Linked DNA regions of Homo sapiens: region 1 is linked to region 2. The links are chromatin loops, found by intact Hi-C in ENCODE. Cell type or tissue: sigmoid colon. All regions are shown on one strand.

Region 1 (2,500 bases), 150 kb before region 2:
ATGCTACAAATGCTGCACCTCTGAGAGCAAGAATACTCAAATGTCAAAAAGAATAAACCATAACAACTCACAATTTCTCAGACAATGAGCAGATTATGATTATTATGTAAGCTCAGGCTTCCAAGTGCTCTCTCCTTCAAAGCCAAGCATGTAACAGGTATACAGCATAACAGTAACCATACTCTGACATACTTAAGATTCTTTCTTTCTTTTTTTTTCTTTATGTGGAGACAGAGTCTTGCTCTGTCATCCAGGCTGGAGTGCAGGGGTGCAATCTCGGCTCACTGCAACCTCTGCCTCCTGGGTTCAAGCGATTCTCCTACCTCAGCCTTCCAAGTAGCTGGGACTACAGGCGCGCAGCACAATGCCTGGCTAATTTTTGTATTTTTAGTAGAGACAGGATTTCACCATGTTGGGCAGGCTGGTCTCGAACTCCTGAACTCAGGTGATCCACTTGCCTCAGCCTCCCAAAGTGCTGGGATTACAGCCATGAACCACCGTGCCCGGCTCTGACATATTTAAGACTCAATTACAGTACATGGTAGGCACAAACCTTCAGTACAAGATGAATAAATCAAGAAAATCAAAGTAAAACTATTGCTACTATAATTTAATATTAACATAAAATCCAGCAAATACGTAAATTTCTATTTCAAAACAACATTTGCTATAGCCTCACAAAAAGGTTCCTATATGAAAATTTTGGTGCAAAAATACCTCAACGATGGCACTAAGCACCGAAAATGCATATCTGTCCAAAGTATAATCTAAAATGGTACAGAATTATTTTATGGATAATTTAAAGGCTATCTTCTTTTGCTACCTTTCATTTAAATACCAAAGATTGCACCTTAACAATGTAAGAAATGAAATAGTACTGGCTGACTATATATCCAGTTATTTATAAGGGAAAGCACTCAATGATGGGTGTCCATTATGATTTTTCTATCTGATTATGCTAAATGTAGTACAAAAACCCCACAAGTTATTTTTAGGTCATCACTGAGTTGGTTAAATAAACATTATGTCTGCCTGTGTAATGTGACTCCCGTAGTACTTACTCTGTCGAGAATAAACAGACATCATGCACACTGAATCATATGAGACAGGTTCAGAAAACAGCTGAGTCACCGACCATTAGCCCTTTACTTCCTGTTCACAGTAACACAGTGGAAATTTCTACCTCACCACAACATCAGGCTTCTTTTCCCATTCCCACTAATAAGTTATACTTTCCCTCAATAACACCAACCAGTTTGTGTTAAAGCTCAATTTAGACATCACATAGTTCTATTATGTTCTAATATTCCCAACCCACACACCAAGTTCCTGACAATACAAAAACAAAGACAAGTAACATTAGGAGGTTAATTAGGTTGGCATGCGTCATCACAATTAAGCTAGGTCTATTTGGAAAAAACCAAGTCTCTCCAGTTGACCTACAGGTGGAAGTATTACAGTATCACCTCACTGTCCATGTAGCTTGTACTTTTTTGATATGGCCAACAGATCCCCTAGGTTTTCTTTCTAAAGCTTCCCTGAATTACATGGTAAATGTTCTTTTACTATGAATAACAAGCTTTAAAGCAAAATCACTTTCAGTTTTCTTTCCTTCGAGGATGCTAATTAGTAGTACCCTCAGTTAAAAACATTAGGCACGCAAAAACTTTTACTCACATTAGAATGAAAAAAACTCTCAAACTATACTTGACTTCAGATGTAGCAATCTAACAAGTTTGTGAGTTTTTCTTTTTTGTTTGCAGTAGCAATTCTAAGTCATGGAAATCAAGTTGAAAAAGACACGATTCCTATGCACAGGGATTTACAATTTACCTAACAACAGTAAAAATGACATAGAAAGTGGTGTAAGGGCTCTCCCTCTCCCTCCCCCTCCCCTCCCCCTCCCCCCCTCCCCCTCCCTCTCCCTCTCCCCACGGTCTCCCTCTCTTTCCACGTCTCCCTCTCATGCGGAGCCAAAGCTGGACTGTACTGCTGCCATCTCGGCTCACTGCAACCTCCCTGCCTGATTCTCCTGCCTCAGCCTGCCGAGTGCCTGCGATTGCAGGCACGCGCCGCCATGCCTGACTGGTTTTGGTGGAGACAGGGTTTCGCTGTGTTGGCCGGGCCAGTCTCCAGCCCCTAACCGCGAGTGATCCGCCAGCCTCGGCCTCCCGAGGTGCCGGGATGGCAGACGGAGTCTTGTTCACTCAGTGCTCAATGGTGCCCAGGCTGGAGTGCAGTGGCGTGATCTCGGCTCGCTACAACCTACACCTCCCAGCCGTCTGCCTTGGCCTCCCAAAGTGCCGAGATTGCAGCCTCTGCCCAGCCGCCACCCCGTCTGGGAAGTGAGGAGTGTCTCTGCCTGGCCGCCCATCGTCTGGGATGTGAGGAGCCCCTCTGCCTGGCTGCCCAGTCTGGAAAGTGAGGAGCGTCTCCGCCCGGCCGCCATCCCATCTAGGAAGTGAGGAGCGCCTCTTCCCGGCCGCCATCACATCTACGA
Region 2 (2,500 bases):
CTCCTCAGATCTCTACCACAAACCACATCACAACTCTCCCATTACTAAAAAAAATTATCCAGAGGAACTGCTTTCTGTACATTTTCACCTTAGACTGAAAATCCAACATACCTCGGAAACGAGCTGATTGGTTTCAAACAAGAAATTTACCGATAAAGTTTATTATGTACTAATAATAATTATGGAAGCCCACTGTGTCCCGCTGTAGGGGGAGCCGAGGGGAGGTGAAGAGCAGGAGGGTGTAATCCTCACAACAACCAGAGAAAAGCCTTCCCTGCAGGGTTGGTCCCAGGCACCAAGCAAATTCTGCCCAATAAAGGGGGGGAGGGTACCTTAGGGGAGGAGGGGAGAAGGGACCCCAAGCTCTAAAAGGAAGGGGCTGCAGAAGCATGGCCAAGTGGGGCTAGCTTTCACAGTATTGCAGAGGGTCTGGGGGTCCCCCCGCAGTGCTGCTGCCGGGGCACCCCAAAAGCTCCGCCCAAGCCCGATGCAGGGGCTTGAGCCGCTGTCCCTTTCCTGGCTGGGCTGTGGCGGCCGGCAGGAGGGTCCCCTGGGCTGCGGGGTCCCCCTGGACTGCGACGACGAGAACCGAAGGGCCGACAGGAAGGTGAAAAGGATACTGTTGGGGCGCCTGAGTCTGGAGGGCCCTGATGTTCGGGTGAGGAGGGGGGACCGCTGCCGCCGCCGCCGCCGCCGCCGCCGCCGCCGCCGCTGCTGCCGCCGCCGGGTGAGGAGGCGGTACCGCTGCTGCCGCCGCCGCCGCCGCTCCGGTGCCGGGTCCGGTTCCTGCTGCAGTCGCTGTGCCTGATTTCAGAGCCGGTTTCTGCGGTAAACTCATGGCAAAGCGAAGCCACCAACCCCCCCAGAGCGGGACCGGGCGCGCCGGGGTGCAGGGGCCGGGGGCAGCGGGGGGGCGGGATGGGGGCAGACCCGGGGAGGCGGCGGGAGCGGGGGGCTGGGGGGAGCCTGGGGGGAGGAGGAGGAGGGGGCCGGGGCCGGTCACACACGCCCGACGCCGCCGCCGCCGCCGCCGCCGCCTCCGCCGCCGCCGCCGCCGGCAGCAGCAGCCGCCCCGCGGGCCAGCACCACCGGCTGCCGGTCTCCGTGACAACGCGACCCCAGGGGGGGGGCCGGACCCGGCGGGGGCAGGAGGCGGAGAGACCGGACCTTTCACGGCAATATCCTCATGGGCCGGCGGCGGGGGATCTTTATCCCCCTCCCCGGAGGAAGCGGCGCCCTTCTCGGTAGCGGGGCTCAGGCGATGCCGGTGGATTTTCTTCACTCAACGAGCAGAGCATCCAACATGGCGCTGTGGCCGCCTCCAGCAGTCCGGCAGGACGGCTGCTCGGAAAACTTCGGACTTTTTCGGAATGGCTCGGGAAACCGAGGGTGGGAAGCCTCTTCGGCTCTTTCCGGAGACTGCTAGGGGTCGGGATTCTTCGGAGACGCTCGGGTGCGTCCTCGGCCGCCGTTCGGGAGGGCTCAGGGGCTAACTCGCTTCCTCGGCAAAGATCGGCGAGGGAGGCTTCGCTGGCTTACAGCGGCGCGGGTGCGGGGCGGAGGGAAAGACCAAAGGCGAGGTCTGGCTTGCGAGAGTCCTCCCCTGCGGCCCAGCCTCGAAGAACAATGGTAATGGCCCCGGAGTCGGCTGTTCGCTGAGCCCCGCTCGCAGGGGCGGAGAGGCAGCGGCGAGGCGAAAAACCCCTGGAGAAGGAACCGCTTAACCGGAATGGAACCCGTTGGATAGGGACCCCCCGCGGGGACTTCGCGTAACCAATGCCACCCGCCGGCCTGTAACCCACGCATTTCACACCCATTGTGTCGACACTTCCTCAGACGCTCTGAGAGGTGAATGAGGAGCCCCATTTCCAGAGGACACAGAGGAAAAGTGACTAGCCCAAGGTCACCCTATCGGGAAAGGACAGAGCCTAAATCTAAATGCCACCTTCATCTGGATGAACCTTGCCGCCTCCCATATTGGCTGGGGACATGACCTGAGCCGCCATATCTAATCAGCAGCCTTAACTGAGCTCTGTGGATGGATTCAAACCTAGGCCTTCCCCAGGACTGGAGCGCCCTTTGACCAGCAGCCAGTGATCAGCTCCCCAATGTCCTATGCTGGGTGACATTTGTTGATAAGGATTTTCTTCCCAGCTAGACCTGCCAAGATCACTCCCACCCCCAACCCCGCACACCCCACTCCTTAGCAGGTGCCTTGTCCTAAGCACAGTGGCATTGAGTGGGAAAGAATGGCAGGCATCGGCCGGGCGCGGTGGCTCACGCCTGTAATCCCAGCACTTTGGGAGGCCAAGGCCGGTGGATCACTTGAGGTCAGGAGTTCAAGACCAGCCTTGCCAACATGATGAAACCTCGTCTCTACTAAAAATACAAAAATTAGCCAGGCGTGGTGGCAGGCACCAGCTACTCGGGAGGCTGAGGCGGGAGAATCACTTGAACCCAGGAGGCGGAGGTTGCAGTGAGCTGAGAGAGTGCCATTGCA

What was found. A loop is a pair of places that touch in the nucleus more often than their neighbours do. Peaks named below come from ENCODE experiments on the same cell type or tissue, not always from the same donor. Only the 100,000 strongest peaks of a DNase experiment are listed, where the experiment ranks them.
Region 1: a loop joins it to region 2, with 2.4 times the contacts of the local background. A loop is called at or near these places in 8 of 110 quality-filtered maps.

What each region holds. Positions count from the first base shown.
Region 1 is chr1:21,021,347-21,023,846 of GRCh38, forward strand. All of the region lies in intron 4 of EIF4G3 (eukaryotic translation initiation factor 4 gamma 3), which reads right to left. Among named protein-coding and RNA genes, the nearest start is that of MIR1256, 34 kb to the left of the region's middle. RefSeq lists an enhancer at 1,054-1,198, a cis regulatory region at 1,121-1,131 and a silencer at 1,270-1,564. In sigmoid colon, no CTCF peak of the experiment used is centred here; a DNase peak (open chromatin) is centred at 1,125; H3K4me3 peaks cover 663 bases; H3K27ac peaks cover 275 bases.
Region 2 is chr1:21,175,555-21,178,054 of GRCh38, forward strand. It overlaps EIF4G3 (eukaryotic translation initiation factor 4 gamma 3), which reads right to left and starts at 1,343. Exons shown (of 37, transcript NM_001391906.1): 1 at 1,168-1,343; 2 at 621-804. RefSeq lists an enhancer at 1,258-1,307. In sigmoid colon, no CTCF peak of the experiment used is centred here; DNase peaks (open chromatin) are centred at 293, 747 and 1,427; H3K4me3 peaks cover 2,030 bases; H3K27ac peaks cover 1,382 bases.